Regions from separate parts of the Homo sapiens genome. Here regions 1 and 3 are each linked to region 2. Evidence: chromatin contacts called from ENCODE Hi-C or POLR2A ChIA-PET data. All regions are on one chromosome and are shown on one strand. The core of a region is the stretch at or near the end of the contact, and the rest is flanking DNA. Distances in the headings are between cores, read along the strand shown. Region 1 overlaps PRKCH (protein kinase C eta). Region 2 overlaps LINC03033 (long intergenic non-protein coding RNA 3033). Region 3 holds the start of HIF1A-AS2 (HIF1A antisense RNA 2).

The links. Hi-C counts contacts between places; a loop is a spot of excess contacts on that map. ChIA-PET counts read pairs that join two places held with the same protein, here RNA polymerase II (POLR2A). Pooled maps may share reads with other maps.
Region 1: a map of PC-9 shows a loop between it and region 2 (7-fold over the local background). The contact joins two enhancer-like sites. A Hi-C loop is called at or near these places in 4 of 168 maps with a recorded cell type or tissue (HepG2, IMR-90, PC-9 and 1 more), 1 of 37 single-sample maps with no recorded cell type and 11 of 50 pooled maps. POLR2A ChIA-PET finds 5 or more read pairs at or near these places in 6 of 52 experiments (AG04450, SK-N-SH, WTC11 and 3 more).
Region 3: POLR2A ChIA-PET joins it to region 2 with 10 read pairs in PC-9. The contact joins the promoter of HIF1A-AS2 here to the enhancer-like site in region 2. A Hi-C loop is called at or near these places in 1 of 37 single-sample maps with no recorded cell type and 3 of 50 pooled maps. POLR2A ChIA-PET finds 5 or more read pairs at or near these places in 7 of 52 experiments (BJ, GM12878, IMR-90 and 3 more).

The regions. Positions count from the first base shown.
Region 1 is chr14:61,470,489-61,473,958 of GRCh38, forward strand. The region is part of intron 9 of PRKCH (protein kinase C eta); the gene reads left to right. Among named protein-coding and RNA genes, the nearest start is that of PRKCH-AS2, 73 kb to the right of the region's middle. Within about 2 kb of position 1,888, at least 16 of the 41 ENCODE cell types and tissues checked have a DNase peak (open chromatin) inside an H3K27ac peak, as active enhancers do; they include PC-9, where a contact is called at or near this core.
Region 2 is chr14:61,614,541-61,618,118 of GRCh38, forward strand. All of the region lies in intron 1 of LINC03033 (long intergenic non-protein coding RNA 3033), which reads left to right. Among named protein-coding and RNA genes, the nearest start is that of LINC01303, 46 kb to the left of the region's middle. Within about 2 kb of position 2,176, at least 4 of the 41 ENCODE cell types and tissues checked have a DNase peak (open chromatin) inside an H3K27ac peak, as active enhancers do; they include IMR-90 and PC-9, where a contact is called at or near this core.
Region 3 is chr14:61,746,783-61,750,510 of GRCh38, forward strand. HIF1A-AS2 (HIF1A antisense RNA 2) reads right to left here and starts at 2,307. Exons shown (of 1, transcript NR_045406.1): 1 at 257-2,307. It overlaps HIF1A (hypoxia inducible factor 1 subunit alpha), which reads left to right. Exons shown (of 15, transcript NM_001530.4): 15 at 152-1,476. The coding sequence ends at 303. The region is part of intron 1 of HIF1A-AS3 (HIF1A antisense RNA 3); the gene reads right to left.

The DNA.
Region 1 (3,470 bases), core at 638-3,137, 140 kb before region 2:
TCCTTCCCCGTAAGCTAATAGTTTGGCTCAGGCTCGCCAGCAGACCCTCCCCTTTTTTGCTGGAGGGCTTTGGCATGCCCTGTCTTTTCTTTGGGGCCACCCAGGGAGTTCCTGTTTCCTTTCTGTGGGAGGCTTCCAATTCTTAGTTATAGCAAAAGAGCCTGTATTTTTTAGCTCACTCCTGCCCACTTCTGGTCTTGAATGACTTATGGCTTAGGTGTTACAAATGGGAGTCCTGGAACTCTTCCCAGAATCTCTTAATTCCATTCTTGTGGTATATGACGTTCTAAACATTAAAATGATGTAATATATAACTCCCAACCAAAACAAAAGAGGAGATCCCTGCTAGCCAAATTCTTCCCTCCTCTCCATACACGTTTTTCCGTCGCTGTGCAGTGAATCCTGGGATGTGTTTGTCAGTCAGCTTCCTTGTTCTTCTGGCTCCTCACTCCCCAGGGACCACCGAGCCACAGACTCCACGGTTTTCTCTGAGGGCATGCGAAGTGGAAACTAACCTATCCCTGCAGCCAGCCCAGACCTTCTACAATCATATCTACCAGTGGTGAAAGGCAGTTCAAGATGAGTTGGACACAATCAAGAAAAATAGGGAACAAATATGTCATAGCTCCTCTCTGTCTGCTGTCTATAGAAGGAGGCTAATAGCAGCAGATCTGGTGAGGGCCAGTGGCCCATGGACCTGCCTGCCCCAAGGCAGCAATCATGGGAGTGGGGTCAAGGAAACACTAAGGAGGTACACCTGATAGGACTTTTTAAAGAGGAGTGGCCAGGGTTCTGGCCGGTTTGAAGCCTGGAGAGAATGGAATGGCATGAGTTCAGTTTTGGGGACATTCAGTGGTAAGACTGGTTTCTGTTTTCTCTTCTGGAAGCTCATAGATACAGGATCTGCTCATTCACTTGATTTGTGCCTCTTATTTGGGCTTCAGGACACATCTCTGGCCAATCGCAATTAAAACACCATGCCCAGTTAGCCATCATCGCCACTCAGAGCTGTCTGCTTTACCGGGCTAAAAAAAATGATCTTTATCACCAGTTGTAAGTGACTTAAAAAAAAAAAGTACCCTTCCACATTGCTCAGAACTTTGCCGTCACCTTCTTGACCCTCACCAACAGGTCAGGTTGTTTTAATAATCTAGTGGCTGGTAAGCTTTCATCCTTTACAATTAAAAAAAAAATCACTGATTTGCATAATGCAGTGCCATTTGCCTACTTTGTTGGGGGTGGGGGCTGTCCTGTTCATTGTGGATGTTTAGCAGCATCCCAAAATACCAGCAGCACCTCTCCAGTTATAACAACCAAACATATCGCCAGACATTGGTTCCCAGGGGGGAAGAATCTCCCCTGGCTCCCTTACATGACTGTCAGGTGATTGTCTTTGGTATGAAAAGTCAAATGGGTTAGACGATCACTTTTCTTTTTATAGAAGCCAAAGCCAAATGTGTCAGACCTTCTTTATGAAAATATAAGCGTTATTTTTTTTCTGAGTTTGTAGAAAGGCAAAGTTCCTGTTGGGGGCTCATTACAGCTGTTGGTGCCTGCACTGACAGTGGCATTGTTAGGGATGGAGCCCCTGAGCTCGGGGGAGACAGCGGAAGCGTGCAGCGTCTGTTTAATGTGAGTGAGGGCTGGCATGCTGCTGGCAGCTCTCAACAGTGAAGCCTGCTGCTCGATAAGGCATTATTATCAGAGCCTGGGGGCATCCAGGGAGCAAAAGATTAGCTGACTGAGCATATATCTAAAATGGGTTATTTTTAAAAAGCAAGCAGTACAAATACTGCAGCTTGTCTTGTTTTAGCATTTAATAATTACACTTTCACTTTACCAGCAAGGCATTGAGTCAGTGGCATTTTATGAAAAGCATCCTCCCAAACCTGAACTTTGTGAGTCAGATTCCCATCCTGTGTGTGGTACATGTGGTTGGATTGTACAAACAGATAATCAGAGTTTTGCAAAATGTTTCCCAACCAGCATGGGAAAACGTGCTGATAGCAATATGATTGGGCTTTGAGGGAGAGCCACTTGCTGGCTTTTTTTCTTTTGTTTCCCATACATGGAAATGCCATTTCAACTTGAAATGTGGATACCTTACCAGAGGATTGCTTGAGCCCGGGAGGTTGAGGCTGCATTAGCGAACTGGGACTGCACCACTGCATTCCAGCCTGGATGACAAAGTGAGACTCCTGTCTCAATTTTTTAAAAACCCACACACAAAAAAAACAACAAAACAAAAAGTAGAACCTTAAATGCTATCTTAAGGCTGAATAGTCTCTAAATATTGAAAGTAGACCCTAGCCAAAAGAGACATTACCTGTTTCTGTAATATAATGAATGGTATTAGTGTACTTATCTTGCATTTTAAATTCAATTCTGTAAATGTTTATGGAGCATGCATTATGTGCCAGGGATGAAGACACAAGAACAAAATGTGGACCTGCCTTTTAATTGCTTACAGTCAAAGGTCATGATAACACCATGTGATGGAGAGAAGAAAGTCATGATTGATCCTCGTGGAGGTTGGAAGGACTTCCCAGAGGAGGGGCTGTGTGAGCTGTGTTTTGAAGATGAATAGGGATCTTATAGTCACAAGAGGAGGGCATAGACTCCCAGACAGAGGTAACAGCAGTGCAAAGGCACAGAGGCTTAAAATTGCAGGATGTGCCCAGGAAACCCCAAATGACTAGATGAGGCAGATTTGTAAGAAGGGAAATGGTGGTGGTTGGCGGCGGGGGTAGGGGGGTGGTGATGAAGAAGCAAAGTCATAATGGGTCTGATGTCCTTTGCTGAGGAGCTTAGACTAAACTGTTTAGGTAAAAGGAGCCAGCAAAATCTTTAAGTGAGGGAGTAACATAAGATTTGCATGTTAGAAGGCTCTCTCTGGCTGCTATGTACAGAGGGAGGCTAATGGCAGCAGATCTGGTGAGGATGCTGGGCCCGTGATCTGGGAACTTGCCTGCCCCAAGGCAGCAATCATGGGAGTGGAGTCAAGGAAACACTAAAGAAGTAGACATGATAGGACTTTTTAAGTGGGAATGGCCAGGGCTCTGGCCATTTGGAAGCCTAAAGAGAATGGAATAGCATGAGTTCGGTTTGGGGGAAATTCAGTGGTAAGATGCTTGTTTGTCAGAAACACACTTGAGATGGGAGATCAGTTTGGTGTCATCCATGTCCTCTTGGTAAGTGGAAACTATAATATAAAATCTTTCAGGCCAGGTGCAGTGGCTCACACCTGTAATCCCAGCACTTTGGGAGGCCAAGGTGAGTGGATCACCTGAGGTCAGGAGTTCGAGACCAGCCTGGCCAACATGGCAAAACCCTGTCTCTACTAAAAATACAAAAATTAGCCGGGCATGGTGGCACGCACCTGTAATCCCAGCTACTCAGGAGGTTGAGGCAGGGAGAATCGCTTGCACCCGGGAGGCAAAGGTTGCAGTGAACCAAGATCACGCCATTGC
Region 2 (3,578 bases), core at 926-3,425:
CCAATGACGGATGGGAATTTCTGGGTATATACCTGGCCCCTTAGGTAAGGTGTCCTGGAGGTGGGTGTTTCATCCTGGTTCCATGAACCCCAGCGAGACTGGACTCCAGCTGCCTGCAGTGGCAACCTGCTCAACTTCCTCTATCTTGGCTTCCTTTCTGTCCCTGTCTCACTTTCCCACTCCCCTTCCAGCATTTTCTTCATAAACTATTTGCCTTGTCTTGGTTTGGTTCTGGGCCACATAATCTCCACAGAGGTGATATAGCCGCCAAGGGGCTGAAGTTGGTTACATAGGGCAGGGGTTCCCAACCCTCAGGCCAAGGAGCAGTACAGTCCGTGGCCTGTTAGGGACTGGGCCGCACAGCTGGAGGTGAGCGGCAGGCGAGCAAGCATTACCTCCTGAGCTCCGCCCTGTCAGATCCACAGCGGCATTCGATTCTCATAGGAGGGCGAAACCTACTGTGAATCGCGCATGAGAGGGATTTAGGTTGCACGCTCCTTATAAGAATCTAACTGATGCCTGATGATCTGATGTAGACAGTTTCATGCCGAAACCATCCCCCCATGGTCTATGGAAAAATTGTCTTCCATGAAACCACTCCCTGGTGCTAAAAAGATTGGGGACCGCTTACATAGGCGACAAAACAATATTGCTCTTTTAATGTATAAAGCACAGATATGCATACATTATACAAATTCACAGTATATCTGAGGGATTAAAAATTCACGGGGGGTCCATTTAGGAAAAAATATCTACCAAGGGTCCTTAGGAGGGGAAATAATGCTTTTTTAAAAAACTGTTGAAAAACACCGTGAACCCGAAGGAACCCAAAGTAAGACAAATACAAGCAGTTTCTCTGTTAGGATGACTGATCAAATAGGAACTTCGACCTCTAGTTTTTTACCTCAGTTATTTGGTATGTACAAGTATAATAAAATAATAATTTAAAAAACAGATATGGACCCAGCCCCTAAGATGCTTCTGGCCCCGAGACAAACACCTATCATCAATGTGTTGATTGTGGAGTCCCCCACGACTTCATTGCCGCTACCAGAGTCACCTACACACTTCTCCCCACCTCACCACTGACTCCCCACCATCATTTCACTTTCCTTTCCTGATAGCCTAAGTAGAATCATTTTGGATTAAGAGCTAGAATCAGGGTTCCTTCATTTCTTTTTTCAGCGAGAAAAAAAAAAATCAGAAAACTCTAAGCCTACATAGAACTCCACTGTTAAAATCCGTAAAGGGTACACGGGAACTCAGTTATTATGAGAGTGAATTAGCTGGAAAAGGGCGGCCAGGTGCTGTGGGGAGTGGAGAGTGTGAGAATGAAGCATCGGTCAGGAAATGCTTCCCAGCATGTAGGCAAGGAAGAGATCTCCTGCACAGGCTGGAGGGAGGACATCCAGGATCCGCTTGTACTTTCACATCAAGGGCAGGAGGTTAGAGCAGGCCACAGGTGAAACTTCGAGGCCAGGCTCTATTTAGCCTGGAGTCCAGAGTATTATGGTGGGATATGGGAGTGCTCAGAGTGTCATATGTAGAAATGACCCTCTCTGCAGAAAGCCGAATATTGTGAAGAGCAAGGGGAATGTTGAGAAACCAGTAAGGTGGTTACAACTAGCCATGGGTATCCGGCTGCCCAAACAAAGAGATCAAGTCCGTTCTGCATCATTGTTCACTGACCCAGTGCCCCACATTCTTGAAACTGGCCCAAGAAAGATTTTTTTTATGGTATTTATAAAAATGCTAGTCAAAGTGCTCTGTTATCATAGCTCATTTTAAAATACAGCACAAGACTGATAAACGCCATTGTTCCAACTTGGCTCCCAGGCAAGAAGGAGGCCCAGGGCTCTGACTTCGGCCAGCCTGGGCTCCAGGAGCCTGGCTGGGTGGAGGGAGGGCAGGGCTGACTGGGAGAGAAGGTAACTGGAGATGGAATTGTAAGATCCATGGGCTGTTTGCAGAAAGGCAGATTCTCACGTGTGGATGGTGTAGGTAGGAGCAAACTAGAAAGATTCTCAAAGTCTCTTTCTTAGCCCTCTGATTCAGTGAGCTTCATTATCTTATTTAAGTGCCCAAGAGACTTTCTCCTTGTAAGCTAGCCGTTGGAGAAGCTTCTAAAGTTTGGATAGCACACAAGGTAAAATTCCACTCCTGCACAAAGGGCCTCATTTGTGGAGAGTGAGTCACGATGATTTCCAGCATGTCTAGCAAATGCTTATGGATGTTAAGGGTCTAAACTGCCTCCTGCCCACAGATGAAACTGAGGAGCTCATTTGAAGATATAACAGTTTTAAGAATAAAAATACCTTAGCTTTACTGAGAGCTTACTAAGTGCCACTTTATGATAATTATTTTATTATTGTAACAACTCTTTGAGGTTATTGCGTGGTTATTGGTGCCTATTTTACAGATGGGAAGACTGATGCTCAGCTCAAGTAATTGGCCTTCAGGGTCACATAGCTGGAAGATGGAGTAGTTTGGAGTAGTTAGGTTAAGTCCAGGGACTATTCACTGCACTTCCTCTCAAAGTGGCAGAACAATTGTTTTATTGGAAGTGTTAATCACTGATTACTTTTAAAGATGGATGGGTAAAGATAACAAGAGAGACCTTTGACTGCAGAGATTCCCTCAGCTTGTACTTGAGATGGGAGAGTTAAAGACCAATATATAACAGTGGTAGGCCCTTTAGTGTATTTATCTGTGAACACCACAGTACCCTTTGGCTTAGCAATGGTCCCCTAACTCCCTGAATTTCCTCCTAGAGAGTGCCAAGTGCATGAAGAAAGTAGGTAGACCTCTGTGATTTTCCTGCATCCTGTAAAATGTCCTCAGGTTACCTTCAAGTATGTGGTTTATAGAGGGTTGTAGCATCATAAAAAGAGCTCCCTCCTCTTGCCACACATTTTTCAATCTACCTATCTGTGGTTTCAAATCTCAAATGTCTCATCAACTCCTGCCACCTCAGCTACCTGAGCAACTTCAATCTCTCTCGCTCTGTTTGTCTCCAAGATGGCTGCCATTAATTCCCTCCCTCCCTATGGCTTCATGTCATCCCTCATCAAGCGACAGAGTCTATTCCTTCACTCCTTTTGAATCCATCAGTGCAGGCCTTAATGACTTGCATGACCAAAAGAAAGCCATGGAAGTGATATTCTGTGGCTTTCAAATTTAGGTCAAAAAAACCTTGCCGCTTCCACCTAGGTCTCTTGGAAGTGAGTTGTCATGGAATGAGTGTGATTATCCTGAGACTGTCATTCTGTAAGAAGCCTGGGAGGGGAGAGAGATGCCAAGGAGCACCAAGGCACCCCATGTGCAGGTGAAGCAGCCATTGGGAAAGCAGACCCTCCAGTCTCAACCCCTGCTGCTGACACCACATGGATCAAAGCCAAACCACCCAGCTAAGCCCTTTTTCAATTCCTGACCCACAAAATCATGGGGCAAAATAAAATGTTTTCTTTGAAGCCATCCAGTTTGGGGATAGTTTTTGTTTTGTTGTTTTGCTTTTGAGACGGAGTCTTACTCTGTCGCCCAAGCTGGAGTGCAGTGGCACCATCTCGGCTCACTGCAAC
Region 3 (3,728 bases), core at 1,057-3,556, 130 kb after region 2:
ACTTTTTAACATAGTTGTGGTTTTGCCAGGTAAACTAAAAACCCTTCCAGAATTTTGCTTTATTTTCTATGATACCTAACACATTGTGGGTGTTTAATAAATATTCATTGACTAGATGAATGTATACTTAGGTATCTCTTTTGTTTTTCAGATTTAGCATGTAGACTGCTGGGGCAATCAATGGATGAAAGTGGATTACCACAGCTGACCAGTTATGATTGTGAAGTTAATGCTCCTATACAAGGCAGCAGAAACCTACTGCAGGGTGAAGAATTACTCAGAGCTTTGGATCAAGTTAACTGAGCTTTTTCTTAATTTCATTCCTTTTTTTGGACACTGGTGGCTCATTACCTAAAGCAGTCTATTTATATTTTCTACATCTAATTTTAGAAGCCTGGCTACAATACTGCACAAACTTGGTTAGTTCAATTTTGATCCCCTTTCTACTTAATTTACATTAATGCTCTTTTTTAGTATGTTCTTTAATGCTGGATCACAGACAGCTCATTTTCTCAGTTTTTTGGTATTTAAACCATTGCATTGCAGTAGCATCATTTTAAAAAATGCACCTTTTTATTTATTTATTTTTGGCTAGGGAGTTTATCCCTTTTTCGAATTATTTTTAAGAAGATGCCAATATAATTTTTGTAAGAAGGCAGTAACCTTTCATCATGATCATAGGCAGTTGAAAAATTTTTACACCTTTTTTTTCACATTTTACATAAATAATAATGCTTTGCCAGCAGTACGTGGTAGCCACAATTGCACAATATATTTTCTTAAAAAATACCAGCAGTTACTCATGGAATATATTCTGCGTTTATAAAACTAGTTTTTAAGAAGAAATTTTTTTTGGCCTATGAAATTGTTAAACCTGGAACATGACATTGTTAATCATATAATAATGATTCTTAAATGCTGTATGGTTTATTATTTAAATGGGTAAAGCCATTTACATAATATAGAAAGATATGCATATATCTAGAAGGTATGTGGCATTTATTTGGATAAAATTCTCAATTCAGAGAAATCATCTGATGTTTCTATAGTCACTTTGCCAGCTCAAAAGAAAACAATACCCTATGTAGTTGTGGAAGTTTATGCTAATATTGTGTAACTGATATTAAACCTAAATGTTCTGCCTACCCTGTTGGTATAAAGATATTTTGAGCAGACTGTAAACAAGAAAAAAAAAATCATGCATTCTTAGCAAAATTGCCTAGTATGTTAATTTGCTCAAAATACAATGTTTGATTTTATGCACTTTGTCGCTATTAACATCCTTTTTTTCATGTAGATTTCAATAATTGAGTAATTTTAGAAGCATTATTTTAGGAATATATAGTTGTCACAGTAAATATCTTGTTTTTTCTATGTACATTGTACAAATTTTTCATTCCTTTTGCTCTTTGTGGTTGGATCTAACACTAACTGTATTGTTTTGTTACATCAAATAAACATCTTCTGTGGACCAGGCCCCTTTGATCAGCTTTTATGTTCAAATATTAATAATATTTGCTTCAACACCTCCAACTCATAAAATTGTTTACCAACAATTTAAGCACTTATGAAAATTACATGGTACTGGTTATTTCTACATTTATCTTAGTGCCATCACCTTAATGTATGTTGAGTCCCTAAATGTCATGTTAAATAATAACAACCATAATATCCCATTGAAAAGAGTATGTTGTTAGAAAAGAAACATCATTTTTAAGTTTCTGAGCCTATTAAAATGCTCAAACACAAAATATTAGTATTTTTAAAATATGAATGGGATGAGTGAAGCAGTTCTCAGCATTATAGTCACAATGTTACAAAGGCTAGAGCTTCTCTGAAGATTTCTAATCTGTTCCCATTAACAGATTAATAAATTTAGACTTCAAATGAATAATTTGCCCAAGCTTTAAAAGTAATAGATGGCAGACCAAAAATGTAAGCTTAAGTTTCCTGACTCTAAAGTCAAACTTAGAACAAATTTGGTTTGTTTTTGTTTTAATGATACTGCGTTTTAAAACAAAGTAGCTTTATCCTTTTTCTCCTGTATTTTTCTTTTACAAAATAGCTGTATTTCTTTTATACTGATAATCTCATTTTTAAAAATCAGACAGTGTAGAAAGATATTTTTTAAAACAGAAAAATCACTATGAATCCCTGCACCTACAGGTACAGAAAATTATTTTTATGAACAAATTATGTAGGAAGTGCCAGAGCCTTAGGTCCTTTACCCTGAGGTATATATACTGAACAAAAGGAACTGAGCCACAGATCTCTTAGGTAGCTCTTTTTATCTTACAATGGAGGACAGTGATTACAATTATATGAAAATTTTGGAACAAAAGTTAATACTAAGATTCAGTGCAAAATTTGGGGGGGGGGGGGGCACAGGTATACTTAAGCACAAACACTGTGACCCAAAGTGCTTCAACATTTAGTTACAGATAGTAGTATACTAGAAGTGGTATTTTAGAATAAAGTGGTTGCTTAGTATTCACAGGTCACAAAACAAAAAATTATTCTTGTATAGCAAATTAGCTTCAGTTGAAAACTATTTGTAAAAGCAGATTATGTAATGACCAGGAGTTCAGGAAAATGACTTCTGAAAGCATTGAGAAGGGAAAGCCACGTTAAAGGACAGTACAGCTGGAAGGAAGCAAGTACTTACCCACTGCTCAGTCACTAAGACAACAAGCTCCTTGGAGTGCTTTAAGCTACGGAATAGCAGAACTGGCCCTTCCCAATTTTATGCACCGTCACAAATTTCTTCATAATGGTTTTGTCCAAGGCTTATAACCCAACCCTGGCAACTATAATCCTTACTTTATGAAACAGCTGTATTTCTTTTATACTCATAACCCAGAAAAATGAGAATGTATGTTCTGAGTATAAAAGAAATGTAGCTATTCCATAAAAATACAGGAGAAAAAGAATAAAGCTATTTTAATTTTTTTAATGCAGTATCATTAAAAAACAAACCAAGTTTGTTCTAAGTTTGACTTTAGAGTCAGGAGACTTAAGCTTACATTTCTGGTCTGCCATCTATTACTTTTAGAGCTTGGGTAAATCTTCATTTGAGATCTAAATGCTATATATAGTTCATTCATAGCAGTACCAGATAAGGGAGGAGTATATCTATACAGTATATAGTCTTGAAGAAGTGATCTAAGGCTCGGAGCTTTTGAGGTGGCCATGAGTGACTCCAAAGTCCATGGAGCTAACCACCCTGCAGTGCTAGCCAATCCAGTTGAACATACCCTTTTCTCCATTGTTAACTGTTTGTTTAAATAGCAAACAGAAGGCGGCAATGGAGGTGTGGAAAACTGAGGATCCGATGTCACTTGAAAGTAATGAGATCACATAACATTGAGGGAATGTCCTAAGAGGAGTGGCAGGGCATAAATAGAAATGAATAAAAGTGTTTTCAAGTGCCATTTAGTGGGTTCTGAATTTGAACTAGAGATTGAGATATCCAGTTATGGAGACATTAACTCAAATTAACAAGGTAGTGAATGGGAAAGCACAAACTATAAAAGACTGTATCAATGTATGGTATTTTTTCCCAGAGCTGTTTTGACTTAATGGCATAATAGATATGTTTAAGTTTTTATAACCTCACGATTATCATTCCAAATCTTATTTTCCTCCTAGAAGCCTCTGTACAGAAAAGATGAACTTAAAATTACTCGCTTTGTAGAAACTTAATCTAAAAGTTCAAAATGTTTAAGTAG